Regions from separate parts of the Homo sapiens genome. Here region 1 is linked to region 2. Evidence: chromatin loops called from intact Hi-C (ENCODE). Cell type or tissue: mammary epithelial cell. All regions are shown on one strand. Each heading gives the region's core, and the rest is flanking DNA. Links, peaks and the distances in the headings are about the cores only.

What was found. A loop is a pair of places that touch in the nucleus more often than their neighbours do. Peaks named below come from ENCODE experiments on the same cell type or tissue, not always from the same donor. Only the 100,000 strongest peaks of a DNase experiment are listed, where the experiment ranks them.
Region 1: a loop joins it to region 2, with 4 times the contacts of the local background. A loop is called at or near these places in 4 of 110 quality-filtered maps.

The regions. Positions count from the first base shown.
Region 1 is chr4:168,651,232-168,664,153 of GRCh38, forward strand. All of the region lies in intron 2 of PALLD (palladin, cytoskeletal associated protein), which reads left to right. The region is part of intron 2 of LOC124900808 (a long non-coding RNA gene); the gene reads right to left. Among named protein-coding and RNA genes, the nearest start is that of PALLD-AS1, 9.1 kb to the left of the region's middle. In mammary epithelial cell, for the core only: no CTCF peak of the experiment used is centred there; DNase peaks (open chromatin) are centred at 3,480 and 5,220; H3K4me3 peaks cover 885 bases; H3K27ac peaks cover 2,779 bases.
Region 2 is chr4:168,579,977-168,592,898 of GRCh38, forward strand. All of the region lies in intron 2 of PALLD (palladin, cytoskeletal associated protein), which reads left to right. All of the region lies in intron 1 of LOC124900807 (a long non-coding RNA gene), which reads right to left. Among named protein-coding and RNA genes, the nearest start is that of PALLD-AS1, 62 kb to the right of the region's middle. In mammary epithelial cell, for the core only: a CTCF peak has its summit at 5,732; DNase peaks (open chromatin) are centred at 5,765, 7,535, 7,965, 9,345 and 1 weaker place; H3K4me3 peaks cover 269 bases; H3K27ac peaks cover 5,903 bases.

The DNA.
Region 1 (12,922 bases), core at 2,076-10,075, 71 kb after region 2:
AGTATACTAGTTATTAGGCTCAAGAGTGTTGGGCAAACTGGTTCTTTTAGCTTTTAACATTGCAGTAAATGGCTTGGCAACAGATTTAACATTTTCTTTGTAACATCCAAGGTTAGCTCTTTTTTTTTCCTTAAGATCTGGAATGTTCCCAACACAAAGAAATGATAAATGTTTGAGGTGAGGGACATTCCAGTCACTCTAACTGGATCACTACCTGTCACAAACATGCATCAAAGTAACACTTACACCCTAGAAGTGTGAACAGTCACCATGTATCAATTAAACAAACAAAAAAGCCCAGCCCGACCTTGGACCAATTAAAACAGAATCTCTGAAGATGGAACTCTTTTTTTTTCCCCCCCGCAAGGTTAGCTCTTTAGTCACTGGCCAGAAAACCTCTAATCCCAGCAGAATTTTAGAGCTATTAAGTACTTTAGTTCTTAGCCACTTAGAAATCACAATGACATAATGATGCTTTACAAGAAGAAGAGGTAGGGGAGGAGGGAAGAATTTCTACTCCTCCTCCTCAGTGACATGAGAGTAAAGAAGAAAAATGAGAGGTTATAACCATGAATATCTGCATGTTATGTTTACTTGAACAAAAATGCAAATTTTATCTCTTATTGAAAAGAATTGTTTTTGAACAAAAGTGAATAGCTAAAAATAGTGATTCTGTACAACCAACTGAGGGACTGGTTTTCCTTTAGTTTTTTTGTATTTGTTTGTTTGCTTTGTTTTTGTTTTGGCTTCTCAACACTGAGCATAGCTGGTGGGGCAGAGGCAGATTCAACACTCCACACCCTCTCAGGAGGGTAGGCTCTGAGGGTTAAAATGTTGAGGGGCAGATGTCGCTTGTGAAGCGTCACATACCGCGTGACCATGGCAGAGAGTTCCTTGAGCAGTGAAAAGCACTTTCCTTTCCCAACAGATAGTCTTATGTGTGCACCAATCCCAAGCAGAAATCATGATTTTCTTTACTCTATAGGTGATAAGCATGAGATTCTTCCCCAAGAAGAATGCTGAAAAATCAGAAAGGATATAAAAATGGAGGAAGGGGTGGGATATTCAGGAAACTACCAAAATATGTACATGTGAAAATAAATTTCATGAAACTGATTCTTTGGTTAAATAGCGTTTTAAAAATCTCTTCAAAGCTCTCAAATGGGCCTTTGAAAAATTAAATTACACCACATTGGATCTGAATTTAGCATGTAATTTTCTAACACATTTTTATTTTTTTATTTTTTATATGTTTTTAATTATACTTTAAGTTCTAGGGTACATGTGCACAACGTGCAGGTTAACACAAACATTTTAAAGTTAGAGGTTCTACGTCAATGAAATAAGGCTAAAACATGAACCTTGGGAAGAAACATTGGAAACTTTAGTACAAAGGAAGTTACGAATGAATATGATTAAGTTTAGAAAGCTTTCCTAGGAGAGGAAATGTGAGATGTTGATTCAGGTTTTCGTTCAAAGAATGAAAGCATTATTTAAAATATATTTTGTGATGCAAACAGGGAAACATCATAGTATTTTTGTGTGTGTGTGCTGAATCTAAGCTCCATTTTACAGCTAGTGTGTCCCCAATAAACCATCCTAATTAGAAAGCCCCTGGAAATCTCCAGCATTATCTTAATTAAATTAGCCTAATCTAATAAATGCATCATAATTAAGAGGACTGTGCCATTCTTTAGTGTTCAGCACACCAGGCATTAGATGATTTGTCCCACTTTCAGCCGTCAGTTGTCATGCTTGCTAAAAGAAAAGAAAAATGATAGCACCAGTCATCGTAGTCCCTCAAGGAATCATCCATCTAGTTCTTGAATTTTCTTTACAACACCTCTGTCAATTATTTCTTCCTCTTCAGAGCATCTAGTGACAGGGAACTCACTAAGCCATTTTGATCTATTTCATCTTTGAACATATGGAATAATTTTAGCCATAAGAAACCTCAGGGAATTTTTTTTAATTCCTTCAACATAGACCTAACATAGTACCCAGACAACTATTTTTACGTCCAATTTCAAACAACCTGGAAAAACAGCGGATCAGTGGAACACTAAAGGCTATAGGGAGACTATGATCATTCTTGCCCAAAGGAATTGCAAAAAGGCAGGTGTGTAAATAGTATTTACATATAGGATGGACCTCTCCACCTTTTTCTAGTACAGATTAATTTTTAATTTTCCCAACATCTATAAATTGCCAGAATGGTAAGGTAGTGGGGAAACACTTTCTCACAATGTACACAGACTTGAAAGCTGTTGACCTGTCCTCCTTATGACAGACAGTTCTTGGCAACCCCAAGGAGAGATATGGCTGAGGCAGAAATCACATTATCTAGCTCTTCGGCTATACACATATTGGGCTCTGATAATTAGAACATTGATCCACAAGACAACCTTTGAGTATGCTGTTCTTTTCCTTCACAGCAAACACGTATAGTCATTATCGTTTGCTTGTTTGTTTGTTTGTTTCTTTCTTTCTTTCTTTTTTGAGACAGAGTCTCATCTGGAGACTCCCAGGCTGGAGTGCAGCTCACTGCAACCTCTGCCTCCCGGGTTCACGCCATTCTCCTGCCTCAGCCTTCTGAGTAGCTGGGACTACAGGCACCCGCCACCATGCCCAGCTAATTTTTCGTATTTTTAGTAGAGACAGGGTTTCACCATGTTAGCCAGGATGGTCTCGATCTCCTGACCTCATGATCCGCCCACCTCGACCTCCCAAAGTGCTGAGATTACAGGCATGAGATCAGTTATTTTTTTTTTAAGACACAGAGTCTCACTGTGTTGCCCAGGCTGGCTTCAAACTCCTGGGCTCAAGCAATCCTTCAACCTCAGCCTTCTAAGTAGCTGGGACTACACATGGCTCATCAGTGATAATTTTAAACACAAAAATACACATTTTTATTTGCTTATGCAAACAAAGGAACGATTATAATTTCCTGCAACTAGTAAATATCATATGCTAAATCCTTTTTTTCTAATTCCACCTCTTCCCCACCACACCATGTAATAGCTTTAGAGTTGTTTTTTTTGGGGAGGAGGGAAGGGGTGTTATGTGTATTTTTTTGTCTTTTGCCAAGTCTCTAAGTGCCTCTGAAGCCAATTTTTAAAAGTTGTGCATTGTGAGATCACAGTTGCTTTAGGGCATACAGGATATAAGCACAAAATGATGGACTGTAGCCAGGTAGTGAGGCTCTAATTGTGTCAGAAAGAAGAACATTTTCATCATGACATAACGAAAACTGTATTTTTCAAAGAAAAAGATCTAAATCTGTATCAAGTGATAACATTAGTTTTCCTACTTTTAAAAACAAAATCTAGTCTATTATTAATAGAATGAAATGTCAGCCTTAGGCAATTTGCTGTGAAAAACCAACTGAAATGAAACATGGCATTTTATTCGTTATTCAAATGGCCAAATAAAACAAGGTGTAATTAGTCCTGACTTCCTGTTCTTGCTCACACACCTGAGGCCCCTCCCCGCTCTGCTGCAGCTCTGCATAACCAGGCTCTCAGGGGAAGCAGTGGAGGCAGCCTTCTTGGACAACAGCTCACTTGTCTACACAGTCAAAAGTATGTATTTGATCAAAATGGTTGGGAGGAGGACAGGTGTTACTTAGAGAATTACCTGTGTAACTAGAACAAGAAAAGGAGGCAGCATTTGCAGAATGTTTGCAAATCTTTCAGGAACTTGATTCAAGGAGTGTGTCAGATGTTAAATCCAGGCATATATGTATATGGCTACTTGTGTGTGTGTGTGTGTGTGTAATAGTGTAATTTCACTTTTTTAAAAAATGAAGACATTCACAATTTTAGCCAGAATAGTTGGTGCAAGGTCCATAAGTGCTACCTGCTAAGAATATAATTCCTTCTACCTCTAATGTTTCATTATCAAATTAAAAGAGTTCTCTCCTCAGTGGATACTTCATTTATCATAGCTCTCCTTGGAAAGCTGACCTCTAAACATGAACTTCTAGAAGGAACACAGAATAAGAACAAGGGAAAAGCATTCGGGAAGGAGGGTGGCTTTGAAAGGAGTTAGCTGGGAAAACCCTTGAAAAAGAAAGTGAATCCATTTCTGTACATACAATTATTGACTGACGGGGCAGTTTACAGTTTTAAGTTCGTGTGCACTCATGCCCTGTTTGAGATGCCTGTTTTGTGGTTCCTCAGAGACCACACTAGCCACATTTGAACACCATTAGATTAGACTAGAGCCAGGACTCTGCAAAGGGAGGCTCTTCCTCAGCCTCTGACAGAATCACCACCAAATCTGGCTGTCCTCCTTGCCCTGAGCAATTGAACTTGGCTCTGTGGAGGGAGCCTCAACCAACTGAAGCATCATTTGGAGAACAGATGAAAAATAAAGAAGCGAAGCCTTTTGAATTCTAAAGTTTTAGCTTTTTCCAAAAGTAAGGCATTTTCCTCTCATTCTCAATCTCTTCTTCCATTCAGTTTTCTCCTCCCATATTCTTAGTCGTGATTACATAGATTAAGGCAAGGAACTGGGGGTTTCACTAATGAACTCGGGGAAATTTTGAGGGACATCTCCTGTCCTTTGACTTTGGGGAAAGTTCTTCCATTGCTAAGGAAAAAAGTTGTATTGGATGTAATTGTTTGTTAAATGCAAAGAACTAACTGCTGGGCATTCTAGGAGTCCGTACATGAACTGTTTTACGTGGGTTTCTGCAATTCCATAGAGTCGAAGACACCAATAGGAGCTGTGGCCCCTTTGCCTAGTTTGACTTTAGTCCTTTGGAGTTTCATAATTCTGAGGGGATCATTGTATTTCAGTGGACAGGTTCCAAATGCACAGAAGACTGACAGCATTGTCTGATAAAGCATCTCCCATTTTATCCCATTTGGAATGTAATCCAAGTTACAACAATAGCTAATAATTACCTGCTGTAATTGTAGCAACAGAATAGCTGAATGTGCACCTCTAGCTGATTTATGTATGCAATTTCTCATTCTCAGCTCTCTATAATCCATTCTCCACCCCCCCACCCCCCACCCCCAACGCTTTGGAGCCTTGAAAGCATTCAATACAAATTTTCACAATGTAGGTAACTTTGAAGTGTGGCTTGTCAGGTCATGCTGACTTATTTTTGTACTTGCATAGGGAATTGGTGAGGATGAATCTATTTTTTTAGCTAACAAGTGTAACTTGAGAATTTGTGAATGAGTGACAGATGGGGTGGGAACCTTTTTTTCCTTCACGTATTGTGAAATGTACTCCTGTCTACTCATGGGAATGAGTCACATTTGCAAAAAGCCATAATATTCATTAGTGCCAAAACGACATTTTTTAGTTGCTCTTGCAATGAGCTGTAAGTAGGACAACTGCCCATCCTAGTTTACCCGAAACAGTTATTATTTATTCCTATAATTATCAATGGTTACCTATTTATTTCATCCTCAGAAATGTCCCGGCTTGGGCAATATATGTTTACCCTGCATATCCAGATTGTGGGGGGAAATCCAGTATTTTCATGTGCCATGCCCAAATGGCAGCTTATTTAAAAAAACAGAAAATTCTTGGAATTAACGGTCAAGGATACGTGAGAGATTAGAAATCAACATTTCACATTAATTCCTGTGTAAGAAAATTATACGTAAACATAGACTGTTAAAACAGGCATAGCAAATATGTTTCAACTCAGGGGCCAACACTAATTGGTTGGTAGTGGCTGCCCCTAGCATCACTGGAGAAGGACTCTGAAACCGAGTTGGGGATCAATGGGATATAGGGCTTGCCGTATTACTGATGTCTGCCATAAGCTCTGGAAAAGCTAGTTGTAAAATGTATGCTAGGTATTAAATGTCACCACCATAGAGCCAGATGAGGTTTTAGTGATAATCCAACCCAGTGTTTTCAAAATGTGTTCCCAGAACACTGATCCTTCAACATGATTCACAGAACACATGTTCCATGGTCCAGTAAGATTGAGAATGATGCCTGCCATATTTCTCTCTCAGAAATTCAGTGTATATTGGCACAGAGCTCTAAAAAGTTCTGTTTAACTTTCTGACAGATGTTTAACTTTGTTTAACCCAGTGCTTGGTAAACCTATTTGGCCACAGAAACCTTTTCAATGTTATCTGTCAACTTGCTACAGAACTAGTTTCTTGGTACACATTTGAGGAAACTCTAGTCTTAGCCCATTCCTTGCATTTCACGAATAAGGAAACTATAACCCCAAATGAGAGACTGACTGGACCACAGTCAACTTAGTTGATCTATGGACCAGGCAAAACTGGAACTCAGTGATATAAGAGTTAAGAAGAAATTATTTAGGCAGATAGTGAGGGTATAGGAGTCCTTGGTAAGGTTTTCCTTTTAATGAAAAGCAGCCCCAAAATTATACTAACGAGCAGCCTGTAAAATTGAGCTGCAGACACAGACAAGCAAGCGGGAAGCTTGCATGGGTGAATGCCAGCAGTTGTGCCAATAGGAACAGGCACCTGAGACTAGGCATGTTCAAAATGGCAGCTCCACCTTCCCTTTTCTTTGCCAGCCACATGTACAGTAAGGAGCAGATGACATGGGCTAGCCAAGTGGAAAGCCCATTTGCATAATAAGATTAGGGTGGGGTGGCCAGCCTTCCCAAAACGTCACACCTGGTCCAACCAATCTGTGGGCCCTACGTAAATCGGACACCACCACCTCAAACCTGCCTATAAAATCCAGTGCACTCCCATTCGGGAGCCCCTCTGTCTCAAAAAAAGAGAGAGAGCTGTTCTCCTTTATCTTTCTTTCGCCTATTAAACCTTTGCTTCTAAACCCACTCCTTGTGTGTGTCCATGTCCTTCATCTTTTTGGTGCAAAACAACGACGAACCCCAGGTATTTACCCCAGACAATGAGGCTGCTTCATCAGAACTGCTGACTCCAAGTCCTAGGTCCTTTCCACTGCATCAACAATGAGGAAAATATTAGAAGCAATCTAAGATTTTAATAGCTTCTGGCAGCACAGATATTTAGTAGATTTCACTTATCTATTTTTATAGGTTTTGGTTTTTTGTTGGTGGTGGGTTTTTATTTGGTTTTTTTTTTTTTTTTTGTGATGAGATCTTGCTTTGTCACTCAGGCTAGAGTGCAGTGGCACAATCATAGCTCACTGCTGCCTCGAATTCCTGGGCTCAAGTGATCCTCCCACCTCAGCCTCCTGAGTACCTGGGACTACTGACACGTGCCACCATGCCCAGTTAGTTTTCAAATTTTTTTTGTAGAGACAGGGTCTTGTCATCTTGCCCAGACTGGTCTCTAACTCCTGGGCTGAAGTGATCCTTCCACCTTGGCCTCCTAAAGTGCTGGGATTATAGGCGTGAGCCACCATGCCCAGCCTGTATTTGTTTTTAAAAGATGGTAAATAAATATCTGTATATTCCTAGTGTCAGACACTAAGCTACCTCTCATGGTCAAAAAGAAAAAAAAAAGGCAAGATAAAATCATTTTTGTAGTTGAGTTTTATCTGGGCTGGTCCATCCTTCTATTTTATCCTTTTTCCTTAGGAGATAAAGTGGTTATTTGAGGAAAGACTTGCTAGACATGAATCTGGTTTTGGTTCAAATTCTATTTTATTATTTCCTGGGCTTTGAATTTCAAAAAGCCAATCTATTTATTGGTCTCTTTGGGGCCATAAGGTTAAAGTACATCTGTTGTCCACACAAATTTAGCTATTGGCCTTCGAGCTAAGCAGTCATGAAATTATAGCCATAGTAAATTTAGACAACGATTAATTTCACTTCGGTCTGCCTATAAGTCCACATGACAGAATAAACATAGTGTGTCATGTGGTTAATGTGAACACATGTAAAAAATTAAGAAATCTTTGGTGACCAGACAAAAAATACTCCATAAAAATTAATTAGTGTTTCATTGTGGATGTATGAAATGCAATACTTATAGATGGCCTGACTTGGAGCTTAGGCAGCAACAAAACTTATCTTGGGCATCACTTTCAAATTTCGTTTTGGTGGTTCTCCAGTTCGTGGCAGACCACTGCCATTCCTTTGAGGAAAAGGAACACCTGGAAAATATAACCATTGCTGAAGCACTTATCTCTCTGGGGTTTTTTCCTACCCTTTATTTTCATTATTATACCATTACAGAAACTGGTTGCTTCAGTTTTCTTCAAGTATGGACTTCATGAAGCCATGTGGTTGCATGTGCTTTGGGAGGAGGAGGCAGCTGGGGGCTAAATTTGCCATCCTGAAATCACCCGTGACATCCCTTTGAAGATACATTTTGTCAGGAAGCACAAATCAGTGAAGTTGTGAGGAAGAAATGGAGAGACATCTTTCAACATAACCTTGTTTCCCCTTGAGCATAAAGGAATTGATTTAAAGGAGAAAATAAAGACTCAACAGTTTTTAAAGGCTTTTATTTAATAAGCACCTGATTGTTTCCATTAACTGGCTTTTAACATTTACCATTTTGCTTAGCAAAGTTGGAGAACATTAGCCAAGATTCACTGATGAAACTTTATAAGCGTTATAAGTCAGATTTGTTTCATTTTAAAAGCCACATGTTTAAAATACAGTGCACAGAGAATTTTCATGATACGTAGTTGTGGTTCAATAAAATAAAGATAGCCAAAAGAAACTGTCACTCATAAAATCTATATTTCCTGCTAAGTGTTAGTATTAAAATAGATACTGCTAGTCAACTTGTAAGCCAAGCAATGCCATATGTGATTTTTTAACATAAGCTATTTGTAGTCTATACTAGAAAGTGTATCTTAGACTTTGCAGTGATTTGTTGGTTCCTTTCATTAATCATGAATTTATTATCATAAAAATCAACACCCATGACCCTATCTTGGAGAATCGGAGTGTTCTGAGCATTCCCAGATGTGTACTGCAGCTCCAGTATACAGTTCAGAGCCCCACTGCCAGTTGCCAGGATCACAAGAGAAAGATATTAGTAGACCACGTCAGGGAGGTGAATTTTTAAATGTTCTTACACCACCCAAGAATGGAAGTGACTGGTGGTTTTCAAGGACAGCCATTTGGTCTGAAGCAGCTGCAGCCCCTTGATTTTAATTATCCTCCTGACCCTTTGATCCCTAACCAAAAAGGCCCTAGGACTGTGGACAGATGCAGCCACTCTCCTTTAACAACTGGACTCAGACCAAGTCAGCAGTCACATTTAACCTCACCTTGAAATGTAGAAAGTGAACAATTACATATTGAACATTTTCATGTAAAACATCTTCTTGAATTTCAATCCAGCCACATCCTGCTAGTGCGATAATGTGATCCTTGAATTTTTGGCACCATCTAATTTTTAAGCTGGAATGTTTGGAAAATCCTTACGGGGAGGGAGGAATCATTATGCAACAACAACAATACACACACACACACACATATGTATGTGTACGTATACATATTTATAAAAAACAATTTCAAAATCCCAGCACAGAATAGTATAAAGAAATATGCCATCTTACAGAACTATAATGTTACAATCCTTTTTCCTTTTATGTACTATAATCCTTTATGAACAAGGAAAATTCAATACTGGAGAATATTATCTCCTCTCCAACAAATTGACTTCAACTTGAGTATTATATCCAAAGAAACTTAATCTGTAAGTATGAAGCTATACCCAACTTTGAAAGATTTTTGAAGCAGTACAAGTTTCTTTCTTCTTCCTCTTTTTTTTTTTTCCTTTTTTTTGAGACAGAGTCTCGCTCTGTCACCCAGGCTGGAGTGCAGTGGCACGATCTTGACTCACTGCAACCTTCACCTCCCGGGTTCACGCCATTCTCCTGCCTCAGCCTCCTGAGTAGCTGGGACTACAGGCATGCACCACCATGCCCGGCTAATTTTTGTATTTTTAGTAGAGACGGGGTTTCACCATGCTGGCCAGGCTGGTCTTGCTTGAACTCCTGACCTTGTGATCTGCCCGCCTCGGCCTCCCAAAGTGCTGGGATTACAGGCTTGAGCCACCATGCCTGGTGCAATACAGGTTTCTATGTGATGGAAAAATCTAAGCTCATTAGGTAAAATATAGTCATTGTATTTCCTTATGTCTACAATTGGATTTTCTTCTCCGTTAGCCCCTGCTACTAGTCTCATGAACTAAGAAACCTGGCTTAGCTGACATCTATGCTTCCAGTCGATTCCTGCATTGCGGTTGAAGTGAAAAAAGCCCCTTGATGAATGAATGAATAATTGATTGATGAATGAATGAATGAATGAGTATGACTAGATCTTCTAATCCTTTTACATTTTATTTCCAATTAGTACAAGGTAATTTTCATACGCTGTTTATGGTCTTGAAATCTGACAGCCAGTCCCAACTGGTTTATTCTTATATTAGCAACTTAATTCTTTTGAAGGGGCATGTACCATGCCCACTAATTTTGCAAGGTTTGGCTCTCCAGTTTCCCTCAGCTCCTTGTTTGTGTGGCAATTACATAGCTATTTAACAGCTGCACTAGAAATTAAAGAGGAAGAATCAGTAGGCTTTGTTAAAACATGTGTCTATCCATAGATACATGTTTTGATGAAAGATGAAAGCCAAAAGCATTAAGGAAAATGAAATTTTGGAGACTACGTGGTTTTTATTGTTTGTGTTCTTATTTTTAATTGCTATAGATAAATGAGAGTTGCTGTATCTAAAAATATAATGACAACTACTTCACAAGGTACTTGTGAAAATAAAATAAGGTCATATTTGCATATAATATGCATTCAATAAATATTCTCTTTCCCTTAATTTGAATTTTTATAAGTCCTTAAGAATTGTCATTGTTCCCAAATATTGTATGATCTTTCCATCCTAATTATGAGATCATAATTACATATTTTTATGATTTTATGGCAGAAAATAAAAAATGTGATTGAAGTTGAAATTTATCAGAAGTTCAGAATGGGAATGTAGATAATAAGATTTTAATTTTTTGATATGCTACCCAGATACTATTCACTAGATAAAAGGCTTCCAGGTATTCAAAATGGAATGAATAAATGTCCGAGGGGGTTCTCAAGTCAAATTTTACTTGAGTGGATTCTCTCTTAGCCACATTCCACCCACACTCCTCTCTCAATCAAAACCCCTCTCCACTCTTAGCCCATAGCAATTAAACAGGGCTTTCAGGATCTGGAGGAAAGTGAGAATGTATCCCCTAGAAAGAGATCAAATTGAGGATGGCAAATGTGTTTCATTTCAGCCTTCAACTTTAGTTGCTTTGTAGCCTTAAACAGCTGTGCTGAGGATTCTCAGACATTCTGTCTCACTAGCAAAGAACATTCTGATGAGTGAGTGATGTCTGCCACAGGAAGAAGGGGGATAGTGTCCTTGCCTGTGCCATGCATTTACCAAACCTATACTTCATCCTATTTTGTATGTTTCACTGTTTAGCTTGTCACCCTAGTATCTCTTTCCCTAAATGATACCAGCAACAAGAATTTAATGTGAGAGAAATTTCAAGAGGTCAAAATTTAACCAACAGATCTCCTCCCATTTACCTCTTTAGAGAATAGTAAATGTTTTGAGTTCTTTGCCAGGAAGCTGGTGGAATTATGACCTTTGAGAAACTGAACTAAACAAACATGACTGTAGCACACCCATCTCGTCCAATGTGTGGTGCCAAACTTCAAAACTCTAAGATTCTGTTAGTTTAGACAAGAAGGTGATGCATCTTTAATCAGCTACATGAAGAGTGGATGAGGCAGATTTCCTTTTCTCATATATGCACTAACTAGATTATTTTCAGTTTAATTTTATGCTTTTTAAATGCACTTCAGTTTGAGTTGGTGAAAGTCTATAAGCCTCTCTCCATATATATTTTAAAGCACAAACTGTGGCCGATATTAAACTATTTGTTCAGTCCTTTCTTCATCTGTAAGCATATTCTTCTTTGATAAGCTCAATGGCAATGTGCCCTGTTTGAAAATGTAGGTTTGACTGCTATTCGGATGTGGTGAGGTCAACAGATTAGGAGATGACTGTCATTGGAAAGATACTAAATAGTTTGTTATTCATAGTTCCCAAGAGGAGGGGGCATGCCACACCACAGGGGACTGCAGGGGACGTGCCAGGGTCAGTCAGAAGGCCAAGGAGCAAGGGGGAAATGTGGACAGGTGCCTTTGCCTAGGAACCCACAGGAAAGGGATAGGTGAGGCAAGGTACGCAGGGTTAGAACTGCCTGTTTTGAGTAATTCCAGTGGGTTCTCAAGCACAGGGGCTGTTTCTGGTTGTCTGGTATCTGGCCCTGGGTTGATGTGGGGAGGGAAGTTGTGGCCCTGAGTATGAGAGCCCAATAGAGGGGGTGCAGAGTGTGTGGGCTCTGGACTGGTTAGTTTGCATATGGAGGGCATGCTCCCAGGAGGGTCTTTAACACCTCTAGGAACTGGCTAACCCTGGGATGGGCAGTCCCTGCAGGGTCAGCAATGTCCTAGATGCAAAATTGAATGCATGCAAAATTATGTTCTTTTTGTATGTTTCTCTCTGTACTCAAAAATAATTAACCTCATTCATTTGATAATTGATCATTTGTCCCTTTCTGATATCGTCTGTATTGTTTCCTCATGCCATTATTTGATATCAAATGTATTTATGCCAATTTCCCCAACTAGAAATCAACTACTTCTTGATTGTTTAAAAAAAATGCAATTTTTAACTTTTAAAATTGATCCATAGAGTATTGAACATAGTTGATGCTTTAAAATATTTATTATCAGCCCCACATTACTTTAGAACATGCATCCGATGAAATAACAAATAGTGAAGAAATCTGTGCTCTAATAGATTTGTAAAATGCTACATACATATTACATCTCCCTCCTTGATGTTTGCAATTCACATTTCCTTATTTAAGGCCCTGGGAAGGCCTGCAGCAAAGAAATTTGTTTAACGTTGTCTCAATCCAGCCATTTACTAAACTTATTTGACCATGAAAT
Region 2 (12,922 bases), core at 2,321-10,320:
CTCCAAAATTTATTCGTCCTGAAACTTTGTACCGTTTGACCAATAGCTCCTCATTTCCTCCACCATCCAAACCCTGGCAACCACCATTCTACCTTCTGTTTTATGAGTTTGACTTTTTTGGATTCCACGTGTGTCAGATCGTGCCATGTTTGTCTTTCTGTGCCTGGCTTATTTCACTTAAGATGATGTCCTCCAGCCTCATCAATGTTGTCACAAATTGCAGGATTTCCTTCTTTTTAAAGACTGAATATTATTTCACTGTGGTGTGTGTGTGTGTGTGTGTGTGTGTGTGTATCACATTTTCTTTATCCATGCATCCATCAACAGATGGGCAAAGGACATGAACAGACAACTTTCAAAAGAAGACATACATGTGGCCACCAAGCATATGAAAAAAATGCTCAATATCACTAACCATTAGAGTAATGCAAATCAAAACCACAGTGAGATACCGTCTCACACCAGTCAGAATGGCTACTATAACAGACAAAAAATAACAGGTGCTGGTGAAGTTGTGGAGAAAAGGAAATGCTTATACACTGCTGGTGAGAGTATAAATTACTTCAACCATTGTGGAAAGCAGTATGGAAATTCCTCAAAGAACTAACTACAGAACTATCATTTGACCCAACAATCACATTACCGGGTATATAGCCAAAGGAATATAAATCATTCTACTATAAAGACATATGTATGCATATGTTTACTGCAGCACTATTCACAACAGCAAAAACATGGAATCAACCTAAATGCCCATCAGTGGTAGACTGGATAAAGAAAATGTGGCACATATACATCATGGAATACTATGCAGCCAAAAAAAACGAGATCAAGTCCTTTGCAGGAACATGGATGGTGCTAGAGGCCATTATCCTTAGCTAACTAACACAGGAACAGAAAGCCAAATACTGCATGTTCTCACTTATAATTAGCAGCCAAAAAATGAGAACATGTGGACAGGAGGAGGAAAACAATGGAAACTGGGGCCTACTGGAGGGAAGAAGGTTGGAGGTGGGAGAGGTTCAGGAAAAAAAAAAAACTGTCAGATACTATGATTTGTACCCATGTGACAAAATAATCTGTATACCAAACCACTGAGTCACAAGTTTACCTATATTACAAACCTGAACATGTACCCCTGCACCTAAAATAAAAGTTACAATATTAAAAAAAAATACCCAGATCCTTAGGTTGTTTCCAAATCTTGGCTGTTGTAGATAACACTACCATGAACGTGGGAGTGCAGATGTCTCTTCAGGATACTGATTTCATTTCCTTTGTGTATATACCTGGAAGCAGGATTGTGCTGGATTTTATGCTAGTTCTATTTTTTTTTTTGAGCAACCTTCATACTGTTTTCCATAATGGCTGCACCAGTTTCCATTCCCACCAACAGTGTACAAGGGTTTGCTTTTCTTCACGCCCTTGCCAACGCTTAATCTTTTGTCTTTTTGATAGTAGCCATTCTAACAGGTGTGAGGTCATATTTCATTGCTGTTTTGATTTGCATTTCTCTGATTAGTGATATCAAGTGCTTTTTCATGTATTTGTTGGCCATTTGTTTTCTTTGAAGAAATGTCTGTTCAAGTCCTTTGCCCATTTCTAAGTAGGGTTATTTGGGGATATTGTTACTGAGTTACTCAGTAAACTCAACTGAATTAAGTTTCTTATATATACGGATATTAACTCCTTACCAGATTTATGGTTTGCTAATATTTTATCCCATTTCTTAGGTTGTCTCTTTACTCTGTTGACTATTTCCTTTGCTTTGCAGAAGGTTTTAGTCTGATGCAATCCCATTTAACTATTTTTACTTTTGTTGCCTATGTTTTTTAGGTCATATCAAAAAATCATTGCCTAACCAATGTCAAGGTTTTTTTTTATGTTGTCTTCTAGTAGTTTTACAGTTTCATGTCTTACATTTAAATCTTGAATTCACTTTTAGTTGACCTTGTATGTGGAGTGAGGTAAGGGTCTACTTTCCTTCTTCTGCATATAAATATCCAGTTTTTCTAGTGCCATTTATTGAAGAAACTGTCCTTTCCCCATTATGTAATTTGGGCACCCTTGTTGAAGACCAACTGTCCATATATGTATGGGTTTATTTCTGGGTTCTCTACTATGTTTCATTGGTCTATATGTCTGTTTTTATGCAAGTATCTTACTGCTCTCATTACTGTTTTATAGTTCTCAGTGTGTCCAGATTTTTCACCTCCTTGATTAAATGTCTTCTTAGGTATTTTATTGATTTTATGCTATTGTAAATGGGATTGTTTTCTTAATTTCTTTTTCATATAGTTCATTGTTAGTGTACAGAAACACAACTGACTTTTGTATGTTGACTTTGTATCCTGCTACTTTACTGAATTTGTTTATCAGATTTTTTGTGGAGTCGTTAGGGCTTTCTATATAAAAGATCAGATCATCTGTGAACAGAGACTATTTGACTTCTCCCTTTTGTGATCTGAATCCCTTTTATTCCTTTTTCTTGCCTAATTGCTCTGGCTAGGACCTCCTGTACTATGTTGAATTTCTGATCTTAGAGGAAAAGCTTTCATTTCTTCGCTGTTTATGATGTTAGCTATGGGCTTGTCATATATGCCTTTAGTATATTGAGGAACATTTCTTTGATACCTATCTCGTTGAGAATTCTTATGAAAGGAGTTAATTTTGTCAAATGTTCTTTCTGCATCTATGGAGATGATCAGATAATATTTATCCCTCATCCTGTTAATGTGGTATGTCACATTTATTGATTTGCATATGTTGAATTATTCTTGCATCACAGGGAGAAATCTCACTTGATCCTGATGTATGATCCTTTTAATATGCTATGAATTTGGTTTGCTGGTATTTTGTTGTGGGAAAATATAATGTTATATGCATAGTTGCCTCCAACCTAAGCCAGTGCCTGATAAATGAAAGGCTTTGCACTCTTAATTGAACAAATTCCTTGGTTCCAGTACTTTACTGTTCATTGAAAGCCAGGAAGTACTGGGACAAAGAAATTATTAGAGTTGATAATAAAAGAGTAAACAGCATACTCATTATTAGCAGCGTACTTTCTCATTTTCCCTCCCTGATAGGACTTTAACTCTCTTCTATATATTTCAGCCCTAATGTACTTATCATATAGTCTTTAGGAACAAGAGAAAAGACCAAGTAGAATATGTACAAAACTAAAATAAATACAGAGACATTTCTTTTTGTTTTATTAGGAAAAGTTAGGAGGATGAGAAACAGTGAAATCTAAGATATTGTTCCTACAATATTTTGCTATGTGTATGGTATGGATGAATAAAGTGAAATATCCTTTATAATTATCTAAAAAGTATGTGAAAGTGAATAGATGATGCTGAAACTAAAAAATTTTATTCTAGATCAGTGCTTCTCAAACATTAATGTGCATACGAATCACCTGAGGAGTTTTCCAAGCACATTTCGATTCAGCAGGTCTGGGCTGGAGACTGAGATTCCACAATCACAAAGAGCTCCCAGGGAGTACTGATACTGCTGGTCTGCATATCACACTTGGAGTAGAAAGGTTCTAGATTACATAGACCGTCATCTTCATGCACCAGACTTATTTCCTAGTCTGGGTTCCTCTGGAAATATTTCCAGTGCACCAATCAGTTTGATGGAGTTGGATAAAGAGGGAGACTCAAGATTTACTTCACTTGAAAAGAATATTTATTTTCCATTTAAGGCTAATGGACTAATGGACTAAATATTACACATCTCAGCCCTTGGGATATCTGTGATAATATTTTTCTTTTCCTACCAATGTGCTTTTACTCTATACTTCTGCTCTGCTGGGTGGCCAATGGGACCTTGTCTGTTTACCAAGCCTAGTTCTCAGGTCTACTTTCCTTCGATATCTTTTCTTTCTTCCAACCTTCCAATCCAAACTGAGGTGGTGGTATTCCCCACCACCAAGAAAGGCATAGTTTCCATTTTTTCTCTACCAGTTCTAGTACATGCAATTAAATTTTCTGAGCCCAAAATTTCTCATCTCTGAAATAAGGAGCATGAAACTCTGTGCGTGGGTGCATATGAAGCTAATGAAATGGCACATAAAGTGTCTAACACAAAGAAGGAACCAAATAAATATCAGATTCTATCCCTATCCCACTTTTATTTTGTCCCATTCCAATGTGGCTTTGCATAATTGGAAATCATTATGTATAGACATCAGGTAAAATCTAGCACCAGCTTATATAGTACTCTAAGACCATCAGGTTTTTTTTTTTTTTACCTCGTCTTCAGTTTTAATTTAAAGCAATTAAAATTAATATATTCAGATTTCAACAAAGTGTAAGCATCCCTCTGCTGAACCACTGTATCATTACAGTGTGCGTTAAGAATGCCAATAGGCATGGAACAGATGCCAGATAACCAAGATGGTACTTTTACTGGGTCTGGCATTAAACAAAGAAATGTGTTCATAAGTCATCTTTCTTGGATCTCAACCAAAAATTGTTATTTTGGATTTTGTCATCTTTCCATTTAAATTTCTACTTAATCCTTCATTAGAGTATGTGTTAACAATCTTAATTTGTGTGATTGCCTTCATGAAAAGTTGGATATATAAAATAAATGTCACTTTTAAGGCATCTAAGGAATTGTTTTCTATCTTAGTCACCAAGTATGTCAGACACATTGCTTACAATGTCTTCTATTTCAATCTGTGGTTTGTTTCTGCCATCCAAAAATGAGTAAACTTTAGTTTCACCCAGCCGTGTTTCTGAATATGAACATTCAAATGTGGACCATGTGTGATGGAAAATCCTGCCATGGCTGAGAATATGGATAAACTTGAGGGGGACTGTTTGATGGAAAGTCATTATATAATGTATATTTTCTTTCATTCATTTAACAAACATTTATTCTAGGCCAATGGTGAGCAAAATATTCCCTCAACAAAGTACCCATGCACACACACATGAAGAAACTACACATTTATTTGGAATGTCTAGTAGAGTTCCCCCCTTTCTTGGCTATTTTACACCAGTTCCCATATAACTGGTTTATATAATAATAGTTATTTATGATAAAAATTTGACTAATTCTAACTGACAAGAAGATAGATATGTTTGTTTTGGAAACTATTTCTATTTGGTAATAGATTCCAAATGTATTGAATGGTCTCTAAAAGATGTAGGAACACAGGACATACTGCTCATGATGTACAACAAAAACAATAGTTTCAAAATTTTATGACATATTGCAGTTTATCAAGTGGTTTTATAACCATTATCTTGTTTAATTCTCACAACATCCTTATGAGTAGTGTGTGTGTGTGACCATGAGAATATATGAGTGTGAGTGTGTGTGTGTGTGTGTGTGTGTCCGTGTAGGAGAGGAAATGATTAACCCATTTCATAGATGAGGTGTAACCCATTTCATAGATGAGGTGTAACTAACAATGTAGCTTCAATTATACTGGCAGGTCACAGAAAAGAGATTTGCAACCAGCCTTATGCCTCTCCTCCCACCTCTCTCTACTGACCCACATCTTTTTATGAAGTAGGGATTGCAGCCATCCCACAGCTCATCAATGCTGTCATGTCTATGCACGAAGGCACTCTTAGATAGAAGAGAAAACAGAGGGGGGCCTGGGATCCAGTCCCCAGCGCAGGCACTGAGTGTGCCCCTGGCCCCATCAGTTTAATTCTGAGCGCTCAGGACAGTATGAGGAGCAGCCTGTCGTTTTCGGAGACACCAGCTGAGGGAGCCTGTGGACACAATACCAGTTGAAAAGCTCCCCAGCCCAGGGTGGAACCAAGCAGCCCACGCCTGCTCTTAGGAGCCAAGTTTCCCAAACAATGTCAGAGTTAGCTTGGGGAATCTTCTTAGTACTCTTAAGAGGCCAGAGCTGAGATTTCCACACAATGACATATTAAAGTATTGGATCCAGGGTCCTTTGCATTGGTAGAATGTCAGGAAAATAGCATTAGCTAGATAAACTTCTTTCCCTCAAACCAAATACAGTCGTATTGTTTACTATTATAGGTCTATTAAGGTTGCTGTTTAAATGTTACCAATGTCCTCATATTTTGGTAATTTTGTTCGAGTTGGAAAGAAATGTCTTGAGAAATTTTTATTTAGCCAGAGTGTTTGAGCACTTTAAGATATCTTTAGTATACTACATCGCTTCTCCAGGTCCTCAAGAGACCTAAAAAAAAAAAAAAAAAAAAAAAAAGGCTTTCTAAGCAGTGCCTATCAAGCTACTACTTCCGGCCCCACAAAAAAGAAAAGCTGAGACTCTTCACCCCTTGATTCCAGTATTCCCAAACTCCTGGTAAACCATTAGGAATTAGATATGCCCCAAATTTATGTAGCAACTCCCTTCTTAAGAATATAGAGAACGTTTTTTTTTACACACCTTGTTACACCTCACAATTGAGCCTCAACTTGAGATTCCCTTGCCCAGCAAAGTCCAGAATTCACCACTGTCTACATGCTGGACCCAATTCGTTTTGCTGTCGTTGATCACTAATTTGGGAATTGTGGGAGGGAGAGGAGGAGCGAATCCCTCTCTTTACTTTAGAACTGGTAAAACTGAGATAGCCAGAGATTTCTAGAACTGCCAAGCTAAAACGTAAGCTGAATCATTGTGCAAGTATGGATTAGAACCCAGTACTGGGTTTGAACTGTAAACCCAGTTTCTGATCATATGGCTGCCCAGTGCTCCTGGTGGCAGAGCTGATTGCTTCCTGGGTTCAAATGGGTCATGCTTTCCAGGGCACTCTGGACATCCATGGAACAAGCCTAATTTAAACATTAGAGGTCTTTCAAACCCTTATATACCAAATCATCATCAGTTCAGTCTCTCAATTCTGCATTAATTCTTTTGTGGAATTAAAAAATATTTTCTCCTGAATTTCCTTAAAAAAAAATCGAACGTTCCCTCAGGGCAAGGAGACATAGCTAGGGGTACCATGCGATAAGAGAGTGAGTAAAAAGGAAAAGTCTAGTATCCTAGACAGTCTCTTTGCAGAGCTGCGCTTCTGCTCAGAAGACATTTGTCAATGCCTAGAGACATTTCGGTTGTCACCACTGGGAGAGGGGTGTACTAGAGAGTAGAAGCCAGAGAAGCTGCTAAACATCCCACAGTGCCCTGGACACCCCCCGACGACAAAGAATTCTCCAGCCCAAAATGCCTGCAGTGCTGATGTTGAAGAATGCGGGTGTGTAGATATAAACAACAATCTGCTAAGCTTTCAAATGATAGCAGCTAGAAAGATCTTCAAGAGTCTAGGGATTTGGAAAATTCTGGCATCATGATAGTCAATCCCCAGTGGAGACATTCTTTGAAGACCACATAGGCAATCACTTGACCAAATGCCACCTAAAAATTGAAATATTTTTCACGTTTTGCTTGGTTTGCTAGAACACACCAATATACTTTCACCCTTGAAGAAAGGGAACTGTTTATGTCATTCAGTAGCAGGACTCCTTGGCTAAAGCAGCAGACAGCTCACCAGATTTCACTGGAAAGACTGCCCAAACCAGTCTCTGCCAGGGACTCCAAAGCGCAGGGAGGCTTCAGTGCTAGGGAGAGCGGATGTGAAGGCGGTTATGAAGGACAGCTGTGCCAGCATCTCCCAACTTTTCCGTTTTTTCTCAAACCTCAGCTTGCCTTGTGCATGGCTAAGGTTATCCCTGGCCAGCTGCTTTTTTCCCTATTCTACCTCTCCCCTGCTGTAGCAATTCCCTAACCAGTGCTACTAAGACTAAGGATTTCACCACCTCCTCCCATTTTCCACCATACAGAAATCCACAAAACTGAGTTAAGAGAACTCTCCTGCCATCCCCAATAGCCAAAAAACTGAGTCACCACTTGGCCTAACAGCACTCAGATGATTCATTAAAATACAGTGGAGCGCTCTTCAGGGGGGTGCAGGGGAGATTCAAGTGGGAAGGTAAGGCTGCAAGCAGGAGGGGAAGTGGACAGGAGATGAGACTGCGAGGCGTGTCACAAGAAGGGAGTCTCCTGGTGCCTTTCTCCAGGGCTAAACCCCTTGAGGCAGAAACTCCGTTGAGTCATTCTGAAGTCAAATCTGGTGCTAACTGGCGCTCTTGGATCTGGGTCAGTCTCGATGGGGCCTGGGAATGTCTGCGGAGTGCCCATTCCTCTCAGCAGTTTGTGAGATTGAGAGCCACTGCTCTGCTTTTCTTCTCCCTTGACCCCATTCCCAGTTTCCTACCAGGATCACTGTGAGCCCTGGGAGGATGGATTTGTAAAAAATTCCTGGAGCCAAACACCCTGAGCTATGAAACTGGCCCATTATTGTGAGAATTTTCAAATGTTGAAGAAATGTGGGGTTGGGAAAGAGAGGAGCACCTTAAAGAAGATTTATTCACCTAGTCACCCTCAGATGGTTGTCTGCAGATTTTGAGAGAGAAATGGAAATAGTTTCAGATACTTTTTATTTTTTTTTTGAGACAGAGTCTCACTCTGTCACCCAGGCTGGAGTGCAGTGGCGTGCTCACCTCACTTCATCCTCCGCCTCCTGGGTTCAAGCGATTCTCATGCCTCAGCCTCCTGAGTACCTGGGATTACAGGTGCCTGCAGCCACACCCGGCTAACTTTTGTATTTTTATTTTTAGTAGAGACGAGATTTTGCCATGTTGGCCAGGCTGGTCTCAAACTCCTGACCTCAAGTGATCTGCCCGCCTCAGCCTCCCAAAGTGCTGGGATTACAGGTGTGACCTACCGTGCCTGGCTGAGTGTCAGATACTTTTTAAGCATACTCTGGTTATCATTCTTCTCAGATTACTTCACTAAATTAAAATGTTCTAAATGTACAAAGAGCAAAATGGTTTGTTTAAAAAAATAGCCGTGTTCAATCTCTATCAGAAACAGCTTCAAGTAAAATTATTTTCCTCCAGCCAATTTCTTCTTTCAAGTATTCTCCTCTATGAAATACTCAATTTGCAACTCTAGATGAAATTACTGAGTCAATTTGTGGAAATTTCATCTGTTCCTTGACAGTGAGTTTTTATGTTTGGGTCAAAATGAACTTAAGGCCAGGGGTATCTGTAAAACACTAGGTAATAGGACAACAGTCCCTAAAGTCAAGCGGGCTATTGTCAAGCACAACTGTACTGGTTCGTCAGAGCTGGCTCCCTTAGCAGGGAAAGTTTGTGTCGTTTCTAAAGTGCTTTACCATACTGTAATTTGTCATTCTTGATTGTAATGTATGGTAAATTATGCTTCTAGAAAGTTATCACTCTGATCCACGTCTGATCTAATGAGAACAGCTGCATCCACTGCAGGCCGGGTGCTTGTCAGCTTATTCCCTCAGGGCCAGACAGGTGTGGTCTAAGCTCCAATTTAGGTAGGAGACCTTCAGGGAAAGTCCAGGTGCTTCAAGAAGCTCCAAGATGAGATCAGAAATTGGCCCCAATCCCTCTGAGTCAGAATTCTGAGTCATCTTTTTTTAAGGCCATTTTTTGTCCGTTTCCTCCTGCGACTATCAGTGCCTATACTTTAAAGTGTTCTATAACCGTGAAATCTTTCCTGGGATAACCCAGTCCACTGTACCCACTCCCACCAACCCCCACCACCAAAAACTATAGATCTACTGCTGAGTCAATTTCTTCACATTTGAAAGCTCAAGAAGGGGGAGAACAAGTTGAAATTTCTATTCAGAGCTGACACTCCATATTAAAGATAGGAAAGAAAAGTTTGGGGAGTTGCTAAGCATGAGAGGCATTGTTGATAAATTATCTTGAGATCCAGATATTAGTTGAGCCTCACTCGCAACTGAAAGAATCAAGCCTAATGGACTTTTCTGCCCAGTGCCAGACTGGAAAGATTTAAACTCTTGAAGGTCTCTAAGGATTCCCAACTGCTTTTCCTCTCATGATCCTCTCTGCTCCTGTTCTGTATACCTGCGTGCTGCCTCATTTGGCCCCATGTCCACCTAAGTGTAAAACCCAGCTCTTCACCAGTTTTTACAAGGATGTCCATTTGCACCAAATGTCACATGGTGGAAGAATTTACTGAAGCCTCCAGGATTGGCACACTTAAAAGTTCTTTTCTCAGGTTGACTAGAAGTCTTAACCACTCAGGCTGGGCTCAGTGGCTCACGCCTGTAATCCCAGTACTTTGGGAGGCCAAGGCGGGGGGATCACCTGAGGTCAGGAGTTTGAGACCAGCCTGGCCAACATGGCGAAACCCCGTCTCTACTAAGCATACAAAGAAAAATTAGCTTGCCGTGGTGGCAGTCGCCTATAATCCCAGCTACTCAGGAGGCTGAGGCAGGAGAATCACTTGAACCCAGGAAATGGAGGTTGCAGTTAGCCAAGATTGCGCCATTGCACTCCAGCCTGGGCAACAAGAGCAAAACTCCGTCTCAAAAAACAGTCTTAACAACTACACAAAAGTCTCAATATCCGCTTATCCCCAGTGCATATCTAAGTATTTTTTCCAACAAATAGCATTATTCCTCAGAAAAATTCTGAGACCAGTTAGAACCACCCTGTTAAAATATCATCAGAAATTCACAAGGAAAATGTTGGCTTTCTGTATAATAATGGCACAACAAGAATTCACTTCTACTTGTATCATCTATTAAATAATGAAATATTTAGTGGCTTTTAAGTAGCAGGGCATATGGTTTTGAATTTTGTTTTTCCAGTTGGAGTAAGAAACAATTCTTCATGATTATCCTAAAGAACCAGGAAGAAAATGAGCAAGGGACTGGCTGGGCTTCTAGGAGATGTCCGTGGCACACAGTAGGATCTTGGTAATAACTGACCTACTCTATAACTAAGCAAACCTGCTCTTCAGCACAGGGTAGAACACCATGGAGTGAAGAATGGGATAAAATAGGTGAAGAAGAGTATGCCGTCTTTACTCAGAAGGGGACCTAGAAAGTTTTTTTTTTTTTTTTTTTTTTTTTTTTTTTTGAGAGGGAGTTTCACTCTTGTTGCCCAGGCTAGAGTGCAATGGTGCGATCTCGGCTCACTGCAACCTCCTCCCCCCAGGTTCAAGCAATTCTCCTGCCTCATCCTCCTGAGTAGCTGGGATTACGGGCCTGTGCCACCATACCCAGCTAATTTTGCACTTTTAGTAGAGACAGAGTTTCGCCATGTTGGCCAAGCTGGTCTTGAACTCCTGACCTCAGGTGATCCACCTGCCTCAGCCTCCCAAAGTGCTGGGATTACAGGCGTGAGCCACCACACCTGGCTGAAAGTATGTATTTTCTATCATATCATTCTGTAAGACCCTCTTAGCTTCTCTCCAAAAGATTTACTGGAACGGTTCCTCCCACTCAATGGTGTTAGAGAGATGTCAGTAATACTATGAGTCTGCCTGCTGAGGTGCACAACATAGGACTCTATAGTCAGGCGATGGGTTCAAATCCCAGTGGGCCAGATACCATTTAGCTCTAAGTGGGTCCTTATCCTCCCTGAGTCTGTATTTCCTGTATTTCCCAGTTTACGAAGAGGAGATCATAATACATCCCTATGAAACTGATGTGGGCATTAAAGACGTAAGTGCATAGTATAACTCACACTTAGTAAAAAGTAGTCACAATTTTACTACCATAGATGCTTTCTCATCACCGGTAAAAACGACCTTTCATGAAAGTCTCACCTCCAACCCTGCGTATAATCTCAGAAACTCACTCAATAACATCAACTCAAAGTTTATGTATGACTATTCTATTTCTATATAATATTGATGTATCTTTTTAAACTGTACTTTGAGAAATTCCAAAATATGTTATGATTTTTAGTGTAAAATTCCTGGCCTGAGATGTCATTATATCTTCTTTCCTAAAAGAATAATTTAATTACATTTCCTTTTATGTTAATGACTGAATTTATTATTATTAATTTGGCCCCCAGGAAATGTTCAATGTTATCTGTGGAGAATGAAAAGGAAATAAAAGACGAGGCTTTGGAGCAATAAAAATATTATCCTAAAAAGTCACTTGGGTATTTGAGAAATAACTTCCAAAATATGGATGAGTGAAATAAACCAGGGAAATGCTACTCTTCGGCTACTCTTAGTACTATTATGGATTTTTTTTTTTTTTTTGAGATGGAGTCGCGCTCTGTCACCCAGGCTGCAGTGCAATGGCACGATCTCAGCTCACTGCACCCTCCACCTCCGAGGTTCAAGCGATTCTCCTGCCTCAGCCTCCTGAGTAGCTGGGATTACAGGTGCGCACCACCACGCACCTGTAAGATTTGATAGATATGGGGTTTTAGCAGATAGGGGGTTTCACCATGTTGGTCAGGCTCGTGTCGAACTCCAGACCTCATGATCCGCCTGCCTCAGCCTCCCAAAGTGCTGGGATTCCAGGTGTGAGCCACCACGCCCAGCCTATTATGGATTTTTATGAGCTTGAAGGGGTCATGAGGAAGAGTCCCAACTATATCATAGAACATGTCTATGAGAACTCAGTTAACAGGAGAAAAACAACAGTATTGTCATAAAAAGATGAGAAACTTTACTTAGAACCTAAAGTACCTTGGAGTGTTTTTACTTTGAGACCTCAAAAACTAGTTAAGTCATGCTAAAATGTGCCTCAAAATACAATTGTTAGAAGATGCATGCAAAATAGAATAAAATGATCTGTTCCTAAAATTCAGGAACTCCACTGCATGGAGATCACCAAGTTGCAGCAAAAGATCAAGTTAGATCTTATTTGACTTGACCCTAACTCTTCTTCTGTTATGGTTATGCCTTACATATCATATCTCTCCTATAGATGTAGTCATTTGAAATATTAAAAAAAAAAAAGCTCATCTTCATCTACAATGTGTATCTTTTCTAACTTAGCCTGCTTGTCTGTCTAGAAGCCAAGGTAGAAAGACTACTGCTATTATACTGTGTGGGGCAACAAGCCCTACAGGACCAAACTTGAAGAGGAATCTAGGTCATTGTCCTGACAGATCT